2 separate regions of the Homo sapiens genome follow, and region 1 is linked to region 2. Evidence: chromatin contacts called from ENCODE Hi-C or POLR2A ChIA-PET data. All regions are on one chromosome and are shown on one strand. The core of a region is the stretch at or near the end of the contact, and the rest is flanking DNA. Distances in the headings are between cores, read along the strand shown.

Region 1 (5,650 bases), core at 2,122-4,621, 160 kb before region 2:
ATAATCCTAAGCCTCTCTGTGTCTCAAGTTTTCTCTCCATCCAGTCGGGATAAAGGCAGTAGCCACCTTGTAGTAGGCTTGTTTCCATGAGAGTGTTTAGCTGCTCTTACTATGACTGAAAAAACATAGCTGCTTGCATTTGCAGACAGAGCCTTGTGACTTGGTGCAAAGAAAGGAAAACATCTTTGCCGAACTTGGAGGTCTCATCTATTCACTCAGCTCTAAATATGGGCTTCTCTTGAATAACCGCAGGTTTGGCCTGTGTGCTTTCTTTCTCACACCTTTTTGTTCACTTGATGAGGATGCCGAGTGCAGCGGTACATTACGCTTGGCTCAACCGTGGCAGAGCCAATGTGGCCATGGTGAGAGATCATTCAGGATGGATGACTGCTTAGGGACTGGCAGGGCAAGAGTCTCCCAGCTGTTGCGGCATTTCATCCTGTGGTCTTTGGTCATTCTTTGGCTTTTATCTGAGTACACCCGGCATGGCATTTTACCAGCTGTACTGGGGAGGACTGGGGGAATGGAAAGCTGGCATTACTGCTGAAAGCAAAGAAAAGATGTGTCTTTCTCTGTGGCCGGTTTTTGTAATCCGGGAAGACCCCATGTGGGTTTTCTGATCTCATGTCAGCTTCCCTAGTTGAAGTATAAAATTGCTAGAAGAACCACATCATCCTCGGAGGGACAGGCAGGCATCCTTAGTGTTCTTGAAATGATTACATCGTCAGTTTCATTTAGTTCTAGAAGACTGGCCCTGCCTGTTGGTTTTTCCCCTAATCGTCTGTGTAAGAAAGACTTACCCTTAAATGGGTGAGTTACAGGCAGGGCTCAGTTTCTGTCATTACACTGATCTTTCATTGACAGTTTTCCACCCTCTGTTACTCTTGGCATCGGGCTGGTCAGCCATAACTTCTAGGGATGGGGAGAGAAATCGAATCTCTTCTATTCTTCTCTGTACTGCTTCAATCTGGCAACTTCTACGTAGACTGTGAGAATATAACCTTGTAATAAACATTTGGGTCTCTTTGCCTTTGTCCGAGAGCCCACTGTTATTTTTTTTCTAATCACAGCAGCTGCTCTAGCTAGCATCTGGCTCATATACCAGCAGCCTTTATTCTGAGACTAATCTAAGGATTCAACACCAATTCAGGAAGGCAATCAAAGAAGTGGGTTGGATGGACAAGTATTTCCTTTGTGTACAGTTCAGATGCAGAAGGTGGTAGACACCTACATTGATGCATTGTCCTAGCATCCTACAGATCCATGGGGTTGCCAAGGGTGGCTTGGTGGGGTTGGGGGGTGCAGGTGAATTTGGCTGTAGCTGGCATAAATGGAGGTGCTTGCATGTTGATTCCTGGGCCCTTTGACCCAACCTCTGGTTTGGGGAGAGGCTGCTGATTAGAGCAGATGCACACACCTTGTAACAGGGCCACTGAGTTCTCCCAGTCTTCCATCCACATTTCTTCTTTGTCATCAGCGTTCCCTCCTCCTGTATTTTCCCTTTCTAGAAAAAAATATGAGCTGTGATTTGTACAAAACACACAAAATGCATCCGTTGGAATCAGAGATCCAGGAAACTTCAGCTGAAATTAACAACTTCGTAACACAGGTAGAGCCTACGTCCTTCATGAGAAAAATGACACAAATCTCAGTATTCTTTGTTTGGAGTCTCTTGACATCCATGTGAGGTACATATTTTCTGTATTCTATTTTATTTTAATTCACCATGAAAAAGAAACTGGTCAAATAAAGAAGCCAAGGCTTTGAGGAGCAGAATCATTTATTTGTGGTGATTCAGCCATATTTACTCCCAGTGTTTCAACTGTGAGCTCAATGCACTGTTTTCATTACTTTTACTATATTGCAAGTTGAATACAATGAAAAAAAAAGGAGAAACATCTCTTCTTAAGCCTGTTTTACCATTATTTTGCTCTCTGATTTTTCTTAGAAACCAAATCCATGCAATGTGAGTGTTTTTATCTCATTTAGTTCTCACACATTAATGAGGTGGGTATATTGTTATTCTCATGTAATAAAAACAGACACTGAGGCTCAGAGAAGTTAAGTGACCTGAACTGGGCCACACAGCTGCTGGGGACCAGGGCTGGGATTACCTGGGTAGTTGGATTCCAGCACACTTATTTTTGAGGTTAAGTTTATTAAGGTGTAATTTACATGTGGTAAAATCTACCCCTTTTAGTTGTATGTTCGATGAGTTTTGACATATGCAGTCTTTTTTTTTTTTCTTTTGAGAGATGGAATTTCTCTTTTGTTGCCCAGGCTGGAGTGCAATGGTGTGATCTTGGCTCACTGCAACCTCCGCCTCCCAGGTTCAAGCAATTCTCGTGCCTCAACCTCCCAAGTAGCTGGGATTACAGGCATGCACCACCATGCCCAGCTAATTTTGTATTTTTAGTAGAGACGGGGTTTCACCATGTTGGTCAGGCTGTTCTCAAACTCCCGACCTCAGGTGATCCGCCTGTCTCAGACTCCCAAAGTGCTGGGATTACAGGAGTGAGCCAACGCACCCAGCTGACATGCAGTCTTATAATTGAGATATAGACTATTCTGGCCAGGCATGGTGGCTCATACCTGTAATCCCAGCACTCTGGGAGGCTGAGGCAGGCAGGTCACCTGAGGTCAGGAGTTCGAGACCAGCCTGGCCAACATGGCAAAACCTTGTCTCTACTAAAATTACAAAAGTTAGCCAGGCGTGGTGGCATGTGCCTGTAATCCCAGCTACTCGGGAGGCTGAGACAGGACAATTGCTTGAACCCAAGGAGGCAGAGGTTGCAGTGAGTGGAGATCATGCCACTGCACTCCAGGCTGGGTGACAGAGGAGACTCCGTCTTAAAAAGAGAGAGAGAGAGAGAGAGAGACAGAGATTATTCTATCACCTGAAAAGTTTATTTGTGTGCTTATAGTCAGTCCTTTCTTTCTACCCTTGGCCCTAGAGCCCACATTCTTCACCAGCACACCTTAAATAAAAATAAGCCCAATTACGATGCAAGGTATTTACACCGTTTTGAGTATAGCATGATCATATCAGCTTTTAAGTCAATTAAATCTCATAGTGCGACAGTTTATAAATGTTACTTTATAATGAATAGCTGAAGTATAGAAAAGTAACAAAATGACACCAGAGTGACCTATGTTCCTGGTCCTTGTAAATTATGCCAGGATCTCTGACTGCAGGGAGGGCATTCAATGAATGGGAACGCTTTTGATTCTGAACAGCAGCCTTAGCCAGAGCCGTTAAATGGGTTTCTGTCCTGCTCCTTCTCAAACTGACACTGAGCAAGCGCCACCTGCTCCTGCTCCAGGGGGCTATTCAACCATGTAGTCCCAGGGGAGCCAGGGCTGTGGGAGGTGTTGGTTGCTAAGAAGCAACGAGCCTGAGGCCTAGCCGCGAGCCTGAGGCCCAGCGGAGCTCCCGGTTGCCCTCCCTCTGCTCTGACCACAGCTTGTCCCTCTGCCAGGCGCTGCCCTCACAAGGCAGCCGAGAAGGACATCAGGCTGGCGGCTGGGGAAACCTCTGGCTCGGGGCTGGAGAAACAGTTCTGGGCATGTGGTTGAGGGAGGACACATCTCTTCTTTCTAGCCCAGGGAGTGTCCTACCTCCATGTGGTTTGGGGTTCAGGAGAGAATTCAGCCCATGCCCGTGGAGTCACATCCCCCTGCAGAGGGCACACACCCAAGCTGCGCTGAAGGAGATGCCCTCCCCTGTGCCCTGGGCATCCCCCAAAGCCAGGCACCCTCTCCCTCCCCTGGGACAGGACGCCAGGACAGGCCCCAGAGCCTGGGAGCCAGACTTTGCCCGGCTTTCTTTCCTGAGCGTGCTTCTATCAGCTCCTGTGGATGAGTCTGTTCTTTCCTATGTTGCTGTCTGAATGTATTAATTAGTCTGCGGGCAGCTTAAACAACAGAAATGTATTCTCTTATAGTTCTGGAGACCAGAAGTTTACAATCCTGGTGTCTGCCGGGTTGGTTCCTTCTGAGCACCATGAGGGAGAATCTGCTCCAGGCCCCTCTTCCGGGCTTGTAGATGCTGTCTTCTCCCTGTGTGTCCACACTGTCTTCCCTCTGCATGTCTGTGTTCAAATTGTCCCTTTTAATAAGGACACAGTCCTATTTGATTAGAGCCCATTCTAATGAGCTCTCTTTACTCGATTGCAAAGATGTTATCTTCCAATAGGATGACACTGTGGGGTACTTGGGGTTAGGGCTTCCTCATGTGAATTGTGGGTGGAGGTCCCAATTCAGCCCACCATACTGCAAAAGTGGTAGTAGCTCTGCCCAATGTCAAGGACCATTCAGAACCTTCTATGATATTAATTTTCAGGAAACTGACAGCAACACAAAAGTCGTCACCATGAGTCTTTGTTGAGCCAAGTTGAATAAACAAGTGGCTTATTTTACTAAAATACAAATCTACTAAATACACTAATACTAGTAAAATACTAGTAAAAATACTAAATCTACTAAAATACAAATCTACTAAAAATACAAAATTAGCTGGGCATGGTGGTAGATGCCTGTAATCCCAGCTACTTGGGAGGCTGAGGCAGGAGAATTGCTTGAACCTGGGAGGTGGAGGTTGCAGTGAGCCAAGATCACACCATTGCACTCCAGCCTGGGCAACAAAAGAGAAATTCCATCTCAAAAATAAACAAGTGACAAGTATGAAATATGTAAGATTTGAAAAGTCAGAGGGAGTTCCAAATGAACTCAACAGTGTGGGCTGGACATTTCACTGTGAAATCTGTGAAATTAGAAGAGTCCACACAGAAGTCATTAAATAGCAACTGTTCCTTAAGTTGTAATGTATATCTTTATGAAATTATATATATGGCATGTGGTTGGTTTTATAAAAGAGAGACTATATATATGTCCACCTATAAGAAGATGAAAAGAAAATATTCTGAAGTATTAACATGGATTAACTCTGATTAGTTGAATTGTAGGTGGCTTTTTGCATTTTTCCTTGCTCATTTATGTTCCAAAAATTTCACAACGGCCATATCCTACTTTTGCAAATAGAAAACAGTGTTCTTCAGCATGAAAATTGGCACAAAGAAGAATTTTTTTAAAGTAGAAAATGCGAATTTTAAAAATATAGCTGTGAAAAAAAGTATAAAATTAATTCCAATAAAATAAATCGTGGATACCTGAAAATGATGGTACGTTTATAAATGGTTTGCCTAAACTGCAGTGATGCTAATTAATTCTCTTACCATAAAGGTCAGGATAAAAAAATGACAGGAATAGAACGTAGTATTTGAGGCAGAATTTCAGCCTTTGGGTCTTCCAGAGGTGAGAATGAAAGAAGAGAGGAGGAATTAGAAAGGTTAATGCCTTTGTCATTGAAAATCCCATCACTTTTTTTTAACCAACTTTTTTTTTGTTTTTTGGTTTTTTTTTTTTTAAAAAACCTTCTAGCTGAAGTTTTCTTTTGACATGAATTTCTACACCTTTAGGGATTAAATTAATGCTCAATTTTTGGAATGTTATTAGGAGAATTATAGATGACAAAAATATCACTGGCGAGAAATTAAATCTTTTCTGTCTCTGTCACAAAATGTAGGCATAAAAGTCTCTTCTGCTCATCAGACAAATTCAGCAACTTTGATTTTGAAGTTGCCTTTGATGA
Region 2 (6,219 bases), core at 1,665-4,164:
TAGCCCCTTTCCTCATTGAGATCACCCTACTTGGAAAATTCCATGGGAAAGTCGCACATGCAGCCTTGATTCAAAGCCTGGTCTCTTTTCAAGTTAATTTTGTTCATAATCTCTTTTTTTCTAGATGAGGACAGTTTTACTGGTGGCCTGATAATGTTGAAAATTTAGGTCATGATATTAGTTTCCTTAAACCACAGCCCTCAGTTCTGTACTGCGCTAGGCAGGCATCCTAGGGTCAAAATTGCCTCAGTATGTAGAATACTGGGGTATTTGACACATTTATTTTTTAATAATTTGGTTTTTGGAGCCATTGTTTTGTACCTGAACTGAACTCTGCTGTATGATAATGACTAAGATAGCAGCTAAAATATAATTTTTACTTGGATTCCACAGGAAGCCTTTTTTGTGTAACTTACTAGCTCATCTACTGAGCAAATAAACGCTGGGATTTACTGCTCCTTCATGGAAAGTATTTTGTTAGGCTCCCAGCATTCTAATATAAATAAAACTCGGTGATTAAGCTTCATGCCTGCTCAGCAGCCCATGAGTTGGAGGGCACAGGATATAAATAGCTCATGGCCTTTCAACATGGGGTTTGAACCCTAATTAAGCTTCTGCCCATTGAATCAGATTATTTTAATTATCCTGAGTTTGGGATGAGAGAGGATTTTGTAGATAATATAATAGGTTACAGAACATGTCATGCGTACTGTGATCATGGTATTAATCTGCTTTCATCTGTGCCATTGGTTTCCATATCTTGCAGTTGTGGAGGTCCAGCTTTACATAACGAATTTACTAGTTGTCTCAGAGAGAGGATGAAACTGGGAGATCTGAACACTCCCTCATGTAACTAAAAAATATTTATCTAGCACTTATTACATCCTGGACCACTGGATGCACCTCACCCACCCCAGGTATTTCCCTCAGGGCCACTGCTAGTCCCATCCTGGGTAACAGAGGGCATTTTTTCTTTCAAAGTCTCAGCAATAAAGATTCAAGTCCATGTTGTAAGCTCTTGTCATTGAATGTGCGTACATGTGAAGTCTATTCTTTAGTCTCTACATATTCTATATGTAGTATCTCTACCTAAAGGCCATGTAGAATGACTGAGAGTGAGAGCTTTGGAATTAGGCTGCCTGGGCTGGAAGTTCATATTCACTACTCCCTGGCTGTGTCGCTGGCCAAGTGACCTTGTCAGACAGACCTGACTAATCCCCTAGTCTCTGAGACTAGGTGATGTCATCACCCACGTTAAGAGCTGTCCTGAAGTTTAAATGAGATTAATGTGCCCAAGTGCTCCGGGCACATGGCACAGGCACAGCTGGCCGTGCCCATGATTCCTATGCAGCAAACATGACTCAATGTCTTTTCTTTTCCATTCCCATTGTTCTGATCTCAGAACTTGATGGCTGATTGGTATTTATCCACTACATGCCTGTGTCAGACACTGTGGCTGGTATGGGGATGAGGACATGGATAGAGTCCTAGTTTTCCAGTGTATTATAATCCACAGGAAAGACAGAGAAGTAATCAGTGCAGCAGAACCAGCCAAGGGATGTGTTTTCACTACTGACAGAGATAAATAGCAAATTGTTATGATTTCTTCCATCCTCATAAGAATCTGTTGCAACCCTCTGGCAAACTAATAAAATGCCTAGAAACATAACTTCTACAATGCAGTCATTCTGGTATGCAAGCAACATGTTTTAGATGCTTTTCTTAAAAATAAAGAATTCTTGCAATGACAACACAGTCCTAACATACAAAATAGAATCACGATGTGTTCTCTAGCTGAGAAAATAGAGAATACAAATGATTCTCTGCAAGTATGCCAAACTGTGGTGAGAAGAACCGGCTCCATGGAATTCACAGAGGTATAAACACCTGGGCAGAGGTGAGAAGCTCTGGTGCAAGAAGCTAGTGGGGGACTGTGCTTCAGAAAGTTCATGGGTTTCAGACTCTTGAACCCACTGTGGGGCCAGTCACCTACCATTTCTAACTCTAAATAAAACACGGAGTGTTGTCAGTCCCTCACACTGTGGTTTTTGAGGAAGATTTAATGAAAAAAATGATCCAGCAGATCTTTTACTAATACAGAGGGTTCTGCAAATGCTAAATTAATACGCTCAATTTGGAGAGTGAGGGGGGAACCAGAGACTGATGCATGCATTTGAGTAGATTTGCTTGATGTTGGTAAACATCATTTAGTGAAATTCAGCACAAAGGACAGAAACATTGTTCTATAAGCTATAGTGTTTCCCTGTGATCATCAGGCTAAGCCCCAGGGACAGCATCTCAGCACTCTCAGAATGAAATGCACCTGCCAGGCACTGGCTTAGGGGACCCTGAAAGATGAGGACAGCTGTTTCTCTGTCTCACCTTTTCCCTGCCTTTCACTGTGCTCCAGTGCCACTTCCATCCTCATCATGCGGGGAACCTTGGGAGCTTTTCCCTGCTGCCCCCTCTGCTCCTGCTGTGACTCTGATCTTGTTTCATGTCTTCCCCTCACTGGAAGTCCTCCTGAATGACTTGGACCCAAGAGAGCCCCTCCCACTGCTCCACACGCCCGCTGACTCACCATGGCTTCATTCTCTTTCTGTCTAGGACTTACTGAGAAATGAAAACTACTTTAGTTCCATGTCTAATGTCTGCCCCCTGACTAGGATGAAATGAATGTCTTTTTGCATCTTACTCATGGTGTATCTCCATCATACAGCACTGAGCCATATACGTAAAGTGAAACCTGAATAAATACTTTTGAGTGCTGAATGAACGCATTAACATTCCCAGCCCTGCTTCCAACTTTATAGCCATGAGATACACACACGTCCCTCCCATGTGCGTCCTGCCTGGCACTCGCTGACCACTGGTTTACAGTATCTGCTGTGACTCCGGTTCATGTCTCTGTTGATATTTTACATGCCAACAAATCAACTTCCCCATTATTCTGGGGCTGACCATGAAGCTGGAAGGTTGCCAGTGCTTTTGTTTTGGGCTGCTGCTTCTCCTGTCTTAACTATTTATGACTAGCTTTATGCATTCTCGGCTGCTAGCTGACCATTGACAGGGAAGCAGAAATGCATGTTGCTTTTTACCTGGCAGGAAGAACTGATGTGCCGGAGGGGTCCTGCCCTGCTGCGTTACATGCAGGAAACATTTCTAACCCTTGGGGCAGTGTTTCTCAATGTGGGGTCCAAACGGCCAGCATCAGAATCACCCAGGGTGTCTGTTACCATGCGGATTCCTAGGCCAGAATCTCTGGGTGGAGGCCTGGAATTGATATTTAAATAGGCACCAGGTGATTCTGATGCATGTAAAGGTGGAGAACGAGACCCAGGGCATCTGCTCTGTTGTCTCTTTTGCCTGCTCTTCTGCCACCGTTTCCAACAGAATGCTGAAGCCAATGCTGCATCACTCTAAAAATCTAATCCTTTCAATATCTGTAACTTTTTCTGATTTAGCAGCAAAAAAGTGGCTCTTAAACCCATTGGAGCAGTGTCTTGGAGTAGCAGCAAGCCACACCAGGCAGTTCACAAGGGAGAAGCCAACGGCTGAAGAGATGTCAAAGCCCTTGAATCTTTTTTTTTTTTGGAGACAGAGTCTCGCTCTGTCGTCCAGGCTGGAGTGCAGTGGCGTGATCTCAGCTCACTGCAAGCTCTGCCTCCCAGGTTCACGCCATTCTCCTGCCTCGGCCTTCTGAGTAGCTGGGACTACAGGTGCCCGCCACCAGGCCGGCTAATTTTTCTTATTTTTAGTAGAGACGAGGTTTCACCATGTTAGCCAGGATGGTCTCAATCTCCTGACCTCGTGATCCGACCGCCTCGGCCTCCCAAAGTGCTGGGATTGAGCCACTGCGCCCAGTCTGGATCATTTTTTAAGAGCAAGGCTCTGGCACACACCCCTTTGCAAAGCTAATTCCCACTCATATCCCGTTTATGTCTTCAGAATGTATTAATGTGATCAAAGAAGAAAGGCGGTAAGAAGATTAGACAAAAGGAAGAGGTAAAAGACTTCTTTAGAATGTAGAATATTCTTGAAAACATTTTTTAAATGAATTTCAATGCCTGCTGAAACTGTTTTCTGTATATTACAATGTTATTTCGTAGGCAATGGGTTTACTTCATAAAGCTCACTGCATTTCGCAAATGCTTCCCAAGCTAGGATTTATGAAGAATAGCTTTTAACATTATAATAGTTATTTTTCTAATAATAACACACTATTCTAAGAATGTAAATTTTTGCAAAGAAATTGATTAGAGATTTGAAAGCTAGACGTCAAAGTTTCCAAAATGATAATAATCAGGACATCAATTTCTCAGTCTTTAAAGAGATTTAGGAACGATTCCAATTATGAAGAAATAAGAGTATCTAATTAATAAGCTCTAGATACATATTAGGGGATTCACCTTCATTGCAGTAATTAATTTCCATATATTATGGATGCAAATATTAATAACAAAATCCAACATAATCTTCACATTAACTAGAATTATAATTTTTCTCAAACAGTGTGTTCAGGGGCAAAAGCATAAGCTTTGGGGATAGATGGGTCTGTTTCTGAATCTTGGTTTTACTACTTATGTGTGCAACTTTATACTGTTTGCATAATTTATCTGAGGCTGCAGTTTTCTCATCTGCAGAATAGAGGCTATGATACCTGCTTCACGAGTAGGTATCTTACAGGATTGTTGCAAAGATAACGTGCATGACATCATCGTTCTATCCCAATACTGGCATACAGCAGATACACACTAAAGTAGATTACTTTTTTCCTTTTCTGTGTTGCTTAAATTAAAAAAATAAATACATGTACCTGAAATTTCTAGCACTTTTTATAGTAACCAATACTAACAGTAATTCAACTGACATAATAATAGCCAAGATCCATCAATAACAGCTCATTATCCCAATTAGGGATGTTATTATACCCATTTGTTTCTCAGGCATAGGTATGAAAAGCCACACATTTTCATTTGAGAGAGAAAGAACATTACTATGTTTTCAGCATTGTTAACACCCACACATTTTAAGCATTGTTGACCACTCACTCGTTCCCGGCCGAGCGTCTGAAACATCCACTAAGGGCCCAGTGGCCTGAGACACCGATTGGTAATGGACCGTGTGAGTGACCGTCAGGGACTTCTGCTTAGCTGCCTCTCCAAAGTCAGCATCCGTCAACAGAACCGTGGAGCGATCATCTACAGGATGGCAGGAACACAGAAAGCCAAACACGTTTATCTCCCTTCCAACCACTCCCTGGCCTTTTCTCTCCTGAGGCACTTGTGTTATTGTTAATGACAACCACAATAATAGCCCCATCTAAAGTGACAAAAATGATTGAAAATTCAAGCACTGAATTAGCATTACTCTAGAGTGCTAGGAATAGAAGCTTCTTCCTAGGGGTTGGCTTTGGGAGCAATGAGCTAAGAAGAACCATGACTATGCAGAGAAGGAGCTCTCTTTTCTCTTTGGGCTTGGCTTTTCATTAAGCTAACATTGATTTGAACTCTGGATTTATGTGTTTGTCAAAAGCTTCTCTGAGACATCATCTGCGATGCCAGCCCCCTCACCAGTGATGAGGCTGTCAATGAAGACAGGTCCCTTTGGCTGCTGGGAAGCTCTGTTTGCAGGACTAGAAAATCGCCACTACAGTTCTCTCTACTGAGGTTTGCTCTCATTCTGAACTTGGCTAATGTTTGGAGGGGAAATAAAAGAGAAGAAAACATGCCAGTCTTCAGAGCTTATTGATTGCTCTATTTTAAAGGACTCAAGGTATGTTCCTTTTCTTCCCACCTCCTGTAAGCTTTAAGCACTCTAGAACATCCATTAACTGACTTCTCCTACATGATTCACTTGTCAGACTTCCCAAGTCCTACTGCCGTGGGCACTTGAAGGTGAGCGAGGCAGGAGCCTGGGTTTGGATGGGTTCTGGGCATCTTAGTGCTTGGAGCAGGAGCTGCTGTTTGAGCTGGGTCATTATTTGGTGGGCCAGGATTCTCATTACTACCTTGTGATATGTTTCATACTTTTTAAAAAGCTTTTTTACTCCAAGGGAGACTTTGGCTAGGATATACAGATTTTTCATAAATTTTCAAAGATTGCAGCCCAGGATGCTGTTGCTAAGAGTTTATCAGTCAGCAGGGACCATACTGCAGCCCTGCCCTGACACTGCAACAGGGATGCGAAAGTCGTAAACAACACAGCTCGACTTCTGTG

Evidence for each region. A loop is a pair of places that touch in the nucleus more often than their neighbours do. ChIA-PET counts read pairs that join two places held with the same protein, here RNA polymerase II (POLR2A). Pooled maps may share reads with other maps.
Region 1: a loop to region 2 is called in a map of sigmoid colon, with 4 times the contacts of the local background. The contact joins two enhancer-like sites. A Hi-C loop is called at or near these places in 4 of 168 maps with a recorded cell type or tissue (aorta, ascending aorta, prostate gland and 1 more) and 6 of 50 pooled maps. POLR2A ChIA-PET finds 5 or more read pairs at or near these places in 2 of 52 experiments (Panc1 and WTC11).

What each region holds. Positions count from the first base shown.
Region 1 is chr21:39,881,945-39,887,594 of GRCh38, forward strand. The region is part of intron 1 of PCP4 (Purkinje cell protein 4); the gene reads left to right. Among named protein-coding and RNA genes, the nearest start is that of PCP4, 17 kb to the left of the region's middle. Within about 2 kb of position 3,372, at least 6 of the 41 ENCODE cell types and tissues checked have a DNase peak (open chromatin) inside an H3K27ac peak, as active enhancers do.
Region 2 is chr21:40,046,907-40,053,125 of GRCh38, forward strand. It overlaps DSCAM (DS cell adhesion molecule), which reads right to left. Exons shown (of 33, transcript NM_001389.5): 30 at 5,052-5,201. Among named protein-coding and RNA genes, the nearest start is that of MIR4760, 160 kb to the right of the region's middle. Within about 2 kb of position 2,915, at least 5 of the 41 ENCODE cell types and tissues checked have a DNase peak (open chromatin) inside an H3K27ac peak, as active enhancers do.